2 separate regions of the Homo sapiens genome follow, and region 2 is linked to region 1. Evidence: chromatin loops called from intact Hi-C (ENCODE). Cell type or tissue: ascending aorta. All regions are shown on one strand.

Evidence for each region. Hi-C counts contacts between places; a loop is a spot of excess contacts. Peaks named below come from ENCODE experiments on the same cell type or tissue, not always from the same donor. Only the 100,000 strongest peaks of a DNase experiment are listed, where the experiment ranks them.
Region 2: it touches region 1 in a loop (4-fold over the local background); 13 of 110 quality-filtered maps call a loop at or near these places.

The regions. Positions count from the first base shown.
Region 1 is chr6:41,071,052-41,075,051 of GRCh38, reverse strand. It overlaps OARD1 (O-acyl-ADP-ribose deacylase 1), which reads left to right and starts at 2,696. Exons shown (of 6, transcript NM_001329686.2): 1 at 2,696-2,816; 2 at 3,377-3,456; 3 at 3,776-3,920. The coding sequence starts at 3,418. It overlaps NFYA (nuclear transcription factor Y subunit alpha), which reads right to left and starts at 2,078. Exons shown (of 10, transcript NM_002505.5): 1 at 1,968-2,078. RefSeq lists silencers at 1,188-1,347, 1,378-2,007 and enhancers at 2,388-2,437, 2,468-2,677. In ascending aorta, a CTCF peak has its summit at 1,745 (motif pointing left); DNase peaks (open chromatin) are centred at 1,201, 2,281, 2,451 and 3,081; H3K4me3 peaks cover 4,000 bases; H3K27ac peaks cover 4,000 bases.
Region 2 is chr6:41,733,795-41,737,794 of GRCh38, reverse strand. TFEB (transcription factor EB) reads left to right here and starts at 2,187. Exons shown (of 9, transcript NM_001271944.2): 1 at 2,187-2,445. It overlaps PGC (progastricsin), which reads left to right. Exons shown (of 9, transcript NM_002630.4): 8 at 1-65; 9 at 791-1,084. The coding sequence ends at 943. RefSeq lists silencers at 2,029-2,498, 2,539-3,068, 3,199-3,638. In ascending aorta, a CTCF peak has its summit at 2,151 (motif pointing left); DNase peaks (open chromatin) are centred at 2,104, 2,994, 3,464 and 3,594; H3K4me3 peaks cover 2,434 bases; H3K27ac peaks cover 1,854 bases.

The sequences.
Region 1 (4,000 bases):
AAAATAAAACCTGTCCCCGAAGTTTTAGTAATGAAAGAGCACTGGAATACGAGTTTTCTGAAACCTATTAGTTGTATAACATTAAATGTGAATTTAGAAATGGGCACCAGATACTTAAGACCTTTATGTGCCAGGGAATGCACTAGATGATTCACATGAGTAAAAATAATTTTCAGAGTCCTAGGACAAGTCTCCTCTTCATCCCCAAAGAACTCAGCCACTATCACGGGGCAGAACCCATAAACAAGTCAGAAACTCGTTTTTTCAATCTTAGGAAAAAATATAGCTCTAGATCCCTTCTACTTGAACCTCCATACAAAATAATAACTGTTTCCAAAATATTCCTTAGCAAGATATACAAGTATTTTACCAACTGGGCTTTCCCCCCTAAACTATCACAACTACTGCCCACTTCCCTATCCCATCTTCCTGCCTCCAACAGTGTAATTTGATTCCTCTGCACATGCTTTTCTTCTCTTCGAGCAAGCTCTTCCATCTTTCCTGTGGAAGAATTACCATCATTCTTCAAGGCCAGTCAAAAGTGCGGTGGTGATAAGCCTTTCACGGAGGCTAGCTCACGCATGGATACTTCACAGCAACTGAACTTGGCCCCTTTATAGCACTAACCGTTAGGTATTAACTACCTGTTCACCTGTCAATTTCCATCAGGTAGGCACAGTTCTTATTGACCTCTACGTACTCCCTCCCTAACACACGGATTATACCTGGCATATACTAACTGCTGGATAATTGGTTGCCAACAGCAACCTCTCACCCTAAGGAAAACCCCACAACACTGTTAGTTTCTAAACATCTGCTGAGAAAACGTTAACACAGGACTTGAAAGTGTATCAGAAAAACATAAACCAAGAGATGAGTGGACTGGGTCAAGCCTGACACAAAGTAACATAGAAAGGCGAAGGCAAAAACAAAGGGAAAAAAAACCCCCAAAACTGTACTATATTCCCAAGGGAGGGAGATTTCACAAAATGAGCAGTGGATAAGATTAGTAATATGAACAGCAAGTTGTGCAGCCTCCGGAAAGAATGCGCAAGGGTATCAATCTTCTAAGAGTGAGGTTCCAGGCACCGAATGGACTGGTCTTACAGCCCGGACAAGAAACGGAGACCGCTTGGTTGGGCTCCAAGACGGAGGTGTGCGGTCCTGCCACTGCGAACGGGGCGGGGAAGAGAGGAAATGACGAGCCAAAAGGGGTGGTAACGGCGCCGGGCCGGAGACCCGGGCGGAGCGGGCTGGGAGGAGGGGCGCGGCGGAGCAGGGGGAGTGGGCGAACTAACGGCCCCCTCTCCCCACCAGGGAGACAGCGGGGGCGGGCCCATAGGGCTCCGAGGCGTGGGCGGGCCAGCCCCGTTGCCAGCCGCACACGGGACCCCGCGGCCGCGGCGCGCACCCTCCCCAGGCCTCCCTCCCGACCTAGAGGGGCTGCAGATAAGACAGACCCGGCTCGCTGGGAGCGGGGAGCGGGGGGCGCGGGCCCCGGGGAGGCTTCCTGTCCCAAGGGCCGGAGAGTGGAGAGTGCAAGGGCAGGTTTAAGTTTGCGGCCAGAACGACCAGGAGGAAATCGCCGAGGCCCAGGGCGCGCATGTGTCCCCTAGTGTAGGGCCATTCGTGGCCCCAGGCCTGGGGCCTGAGAACCTGGGCCTGAGTCGGGGAACAGGGACGCATTCCCAACTGGCCCTGGCACCCTGCGAGGGTCGGAGCCCCGAGGTGCCTGCTCCCCGAGGCGCCATCCCCGCGCGGGGCGGCCCCTGCAGGCCTCGGCCGGGAGTGCCCCGAGGCGCTCGCAGGCCCCGGGCCGGGGCCGCTGGCCGCCCGGCTCGGCTAGGCTCAGCTCGACTCCCCGGGCTCGACGGGCGCCTGGGCCTCTCCTGAGTGGTCAGCGAGACCCGCCAATCGGGGCGCTGGGGCCGGCTCTGGGCCGCTGGATATTGGCTCCTCACACTCACCGTGCCTCGCTCCCCCGGTTCGCTGCCCGCGCTGATTGGCTCCAGTACCGGACTCCGAAACCCAATCAGAGGCTCCAGCCGCCGCTGCCGCCGCCACTGCCGCTGCCTAGCAAAATGGCGAACCCGAACAAAGGGGAATCGGGCCTCCCTCCAACCGCCTCCGCGCAGGCGCCTCTGAGGCCACGCCCACTAACTCCAGTTCAGGGATCGCCCCACCCCTTCGGAGGAGCAACGCGCAGGCGTTCCCTGAAGCCACGCCCACCTTCCCGCTTTGACACCACCCCCAGTGAAAGGAATACGCAGGCGCTTTCCAGACGCGCCAGACCCTTCAACTCAAAACGCTGCCTTGAGCTTAGTACTACGCAGGCGCTAACTAGCCCCTTTGCCAGCTGCCCACCCCTTTCCAAGTGGCCACTAGGACACACCCCTGCGGCTAATGCGCAAGCGCCACTTTTCCCGACTCGTGGGGCAGTTTCGTTACGCATGCGCGGGCGGCGGCGGGAAACCACGGAATTTACTGCCGGAAGTTCGGCGGCCTTCGCCAAAGAGTGTGGGCTCGGCTAGCAAGCTAGAGGGGCTCGTTTCCGCCCCGCTACCGGGCGGGGGCGGCCATCTTAGATGCGTGCAATTAAGGGCTTTGGCGGGATTGGCTCCGCGTTTGGGCTGGTCCGCTGCTCCCCACCTACCAGGGTCGGATCCGGAGCCCTTCCCCGCGGGGCGGGGACCTCCAAACAACCGACTCCTTTCCAGGTGAAGGGTGACTTGGGTACGTTGGGGCTTTGAGCGAGCCTCCCCGCACCCTCCCATAGGACCCCAGGACAGACTGCGTCCTCGCTGACCCGCCCTAGGGTAGGAGACAGAGAATGGGAGGCTTCAATAGACTCTTTCCTTCTCCCACGCACCCCCCAAAAAAGTGGGGGGTGAACGTTCCTTGAGAGGCCGCCTTCCTTTCCCCACGCCTGGGGCTCAGCACGCCAGTACCCTGTACACTCTGTGGTTGCGGCTTAACGGGACTGTGGCCAAGTCCCTTCTGTTTTCTTCTAAGCCAGACCCACTGGGGAAATACTTTTGCGTCGTGCAGAGAAAAGGAGACCGTCCTAAATCGGCCTTGCTCCGGAGTGGCCCTGGAGAAAGGAGGAGGCGTGTCTTAGGGATGGGCTTTGCTTCCGCTGACGGAGCGGGGCGCTCCAGGAAAGCACGAAATGAGAGCGGGTCGAGACAGCCTCCGAACCTAAGCGTTCTTCCTCTTTGCCCCAGAAGGGTTTTGTATTACGTCCCAGGGGCCGAACAAACTCACATTCATCGATAAACGTTGGGGAAAAAAGCCTATTAAGTGGTTGTACAGGGCAATCAGAATATTATATACTAAGGCTGCCTAAGCATTTTTACTTCCTTTTCCCTTCTCATAGCTGAAGAAACACTTAAATTCTGGAAATAGCGACTCAGTATCATGGCCAGCAGCCTTAATGAAGATCCAGAAGGAAGCAGAGTGCGTAACAACTATTGACTTATTGGTGAACTGAAATTCGTAATAATGGAGGTCAAAAGCATAAACACTTTTTAATTAAATTAATGATTGCATTATCTTTTTTTCTCTCTAGCTGATTTACTTTAAAAAGGCTCAAAATTCTAGGCAGGGATCATCCATTACTTTCCTTTTACACATGCTGTAATTGGTTTGGCTTTAAATCAGATTGGAGGAAGGGGTGCCGGGAGAGGTAGTCGTGGGGGACACAAAATACAGAAAAATAGCTTAGTATTTTACTGTATCTAATAAAACATTGTCTTTTCCTTTGCACATTTTTTAGATCACTTATGTGAAAGGAGACCTTTTTGCATGCCCGAAAACAGACTCTTTAGCCCACTGTATCAGTGAGGATTGTCGCATGGGCGCTGGGATAGCTGTCCTCTTTAAGAAGAAATTTGGAGGGGTGCAAGAACTTTTAAATCAACGTGAGTTTTGGAAACCACTTACCTGGTTTGCCCTGGCTAGAGCACCTTTTAATCTGTTACACTTTAATAAAATATGCGTG
Region 2 (4,000 bases), 660 kb before region 1:
CCAGCTTGACCTTCATCATCAATGGTGTGGAGTTCCCTCTGCCACCTTCCTCCTATATCCTCAGTGTAAGTCCTGGTCCCTGCAGGCTGAGCCACCATGATTGGGGTTGGGAGGAAGGGCTGGGGAGCCAGAAATGCTGGGTCTCCTGCCTTGTGCCATTTTCCGACTCCACGCTTGTACTCATTTATCTTCCCCACTCATTGATTCTAAACCCCCTTCTCTGGAACAAGGCTATGAAATAGAAGATTGTCATCTATGATCAATTATTATTAATTAGTGGGGAGAGGCACTGGGCTCTTTGTTGAGCACTTACTAGGGCAGACCACTGTGCAAAGCACTTTGCTTCATGATCCCATTTAATTGTCACAGTATTTAATGAGGGAGATACTCATTTCTGTTTTACAAATGAAAACTTGGAGGTTCAGAGAGGTTGAGTAACTGACTCAAGGCGACACAGCTAAGGTTTGAATTCAAGTTGGTTTGGCTCCAAGGTTTAACCACCAGGCTGATCTGCTCCAAATTGGGAGCAGGAGGGAGGTCTGTGGGAAGAGAAGTTTCCCATCATGGGGAGAGGAGACCCTGCTGAGGACCACGGCAGCCTGAATGTACCTGTTCCAGAAATCCTCCCACCCGCTCTGCTCTGGTGGCTCAGTTGGCCTATGAGCCCTCAAGGCAGAGACCCTGGCTCCCTCAGCTCTGCACTTGTGCTCCCAGCCCAGGGCTCAGAGCTGAGCAGGGCCCAGCTCATGTGTGGACAAATGAATGAGTGCTGCCTTTCTTTGTTGAGCAGAACAACGGCTACTGCACCGTGGGAGTCGAGCCCACCTACCTGTCCTCCCAGAACGGCCAGCCCCTGTGGATCCTCGGGGATGTCTTCCTCAGGTCCTACTATTCCGTCTACGACTTGGGCAACAACAGAGTAGGCTTTGCCACTGCCGCCTAGACTTGCTGCCTCGACACGTGGGCTCCCCTCTTCCTCTTGACCCTGCACCCTCCTAGGGCATTGTATCTGTCTTTCCACTCTGGATTCAGCCTTCTTTTTCTGGACTCTGGACTTTCTCTAATAATAAATAGTTCTTCTTTATGTTGGTCATCCTGTTGTTTTTGGAAGGGAGTTTTCCCTGAGTGGCTACAAGGTTTCCTGGTGGGTCACTGTGATTCTAAGAGAAATGGGACCTAAGGCATGGCTTGGGATGGGCTCTGTAACCCTCAGAGCTTAAAGTTCATACTTTTCCCCTGGAAAGGGAAGACAGTGGTAGCGCCATCATGGGTGGGTGGGTGGCGGGCCGGGGGAGAGTGTTCCTACTTGAGTCACAGAGAAATCGAGCCTATTTGCTGGAACCAACTCAGCAAGGGATCTTGTCCCTTTGGACTTCATCCCTGTCCTCCTCAGGAGCCTCTTAGCAAAAGATCCAGAAACCAGGAGCAACATTGTATGTGGGGAAGGAGGAGAGAGAGGAAGAAAAGGAGGAGGGGAAGGAGAAGAAAAGCAGGGGAGGGGCTGGGGGAGGAGACAGGGAAAAAGGGGCGGGGAAGAGGAGAAAGTAGAGAATGATGCCTCCGCACCCTGTGAACTTCCAACAAGGGAAGGTGACATGAAAGGAGCTCAGACAATTTCTGTCCAGCAACATGACAGCAAGCTCAGGCTGGTGAGTGGGGCGTGAATGTAGAACCCATAATGGGGGCAGGCTGCCTTCTACTGTCATATTTTACCCTGTACTTCGCCAGGCTCACCCTGGCCTTGCCCCTTATGATCGGGGCAGGGATAAAAGTGCAAGATCCAGGTCCTGCACCCTACTCCTGAAGAGAAGCTGGAATTTGCCACAGGTGGAGTTTCTATGGCAACAGCACACCATCTGGGACCCTCTCTTTCTTAGACTGCCGAAGGACAGCAGGCTGCAGGTTCCTTTTAGGGGGTCGGACAGGCTACAGAATGTATCTTAGTGAGCCCTGGTTTGGGACTTTACTGAGAGGAGAAAGAAAACTTGCAAAGAGGTAGAAGTGGATCAGAGGTTCCAAGTCAAGAGCCTCTTTCCCTGTAAGCCTTAGTCCGCTGAGCGGGACTACAAATCCCGGCGTGCCTAGCGGGACTGCAGCGAGAACTACGCTTCCCAGTGGGCGCCGAGGCAGAGCGGCTGGGAGGCGGGGCGGGTGCTGCCCTCTGCCGGGCGCGGAGGGAAGTGTGCGTGGAGTGACAGCCGGAGCCCGGGCGCCGGGCGCGGGGCTCGGTGACAGCGGAGGCGGCGGCCCGGGCGGGACGCAGGGAGCGGCCGCGGCGCCGACGGCGGCGGGAAGGGCGGACGGGGCGGGCCTCCCTGGTGGCACGGGGCCGGAGCAGGCCGGGAGCAGGTGGCGGGCACAGCTTGCGGGCCAGGCACCCGAACTTGCGACAAGTTGCCGGAGCCGCGGGGCGCGGGCGGCGGACAGATTGACCTTCAGAGCGAGGTGAGCGGGACCGGGGAGCGAGAGGCACGAGGAGGGCCCGGGACCCCCGACCCAGGCTCCCTGGCCCCTATCCCGTGGGTCCCGGAGACAGGTGGGAGGGTGGGGGATGCCGGCAGGAGAGGGAAGCAGGACCGTGCGCGCCGCCACCCACCCGCAGTCCGTCCGCCCCCGGGCGCCCAGCGCGTGGCCCGAGCGGCGCTGCCCGCCGAGCCGGGAGCCCCCTCGGCCCCTCCCTTCAGGCGCGGGCCGGGGGCGGCTTCTCCGCGACCTTATGTAACCGGGCGGGAGGGGCCGGGCGGGCATGGGCCTTCCCGGCCCGGAGCTGGGAGTCGAAGGGGCGGGAGGCGTGATGGTGAACTCGCAAGAAGTTTGAGGGACGCGCGGGCCCCGCGCCCACTCCCCCTCCACCGGACACGGCTGGGGCCGGCGATGCCTGAGAGGGGGTCGGAGGTAGGGGAGGTGTGCGGGGGCTGAGTCTGGCCAGGCCAGCGGGGGGAGTGGGAGGGCCAGAGCGGCGCCACGCCCCGGGGGCTGGGCTGATGGGGGGGCGGGTGGAAGTACCATCTCTCCCTCCCTTCCCGTCCCTTCCTCCAGCTCGGTCTCTTGAAGAAGCCGCCCCTGGCCCCGTCCCCTCGAGTCCCTGGGCAGTCTCTTTCTCCCCGTGGGTTATTCTATGACCCTGGGGAACACCAACCCCGGAGCGCTCCCTCCGTGCGCCCCGTTGTCTGCCTCCCCCCGGGTTCCCAGCTGCCTGCCCGCCCCCCGAGTTTCCCCCTCCCCCCGTCTCGGTCCCGAATCCCGGAAAACACGCCCCCTTCCCCCCGATCCCCCGAGTCCGTGCCGCCCACCCCTGGGCTGTCCCGACCAGCTCTGGCCCAGCGCGTCCGCTCGCCTCCTGGAAGGGAGCGGGCAGATGCCAGCTCGGCCCCCTCCCCGCGCGGGGTTCCGGCTTCACGCACGGCTGCCCCGAGCTGCTCCGGGCTGCGCGAGCAGGTTCGCGCCGCAGCCGCCTGGCGCGCCCCAGCCCCGCGCCCCGGGTGAGGAAGGGAGGGAGCCCGGGGCGGGGCTTGTCTGCGCGAACCCCGCTGGGCCCAGGCCCCCGCCCTCCGCTCTCCGCCAGCCCCTGGCCGCTGCGCCTTCCCCCGAACCCCCCTCAGCTCCAGCCGTCGTTCTCTCGCCTGTCTGTTCTGGGGACGGTTCAGCGCGGAGCTTCTGCACTCAACTTGAGCGCAGTTTTTGGCTTAGAGCTCGCTGGGGAAGTGCAGGTTAATTACTGCCCAGCTCCCATCCTCTGCCCTCCCCCCATCCCGAGTGAGGGGCTGCTTCATCCCTCAGGGAAAGGGACAAGACGGATGCAGGCCCCCAGTGACACCTCTGGGGTGTGGCCTCAGGCCCCTGCACCCGCCCTGGCCGAGATTCCATTGGCCCAGACCTGGCACTGTTGGGCAGCTGGGGATGAGGTTGGAGGCTGGTCTCTGGTTTCCTTCTGGGTGGACAGATGCGGATGCGCTCGGTTAGAACGCAGTTCTTGGTGCCACGACTGGGAGACAGTCCT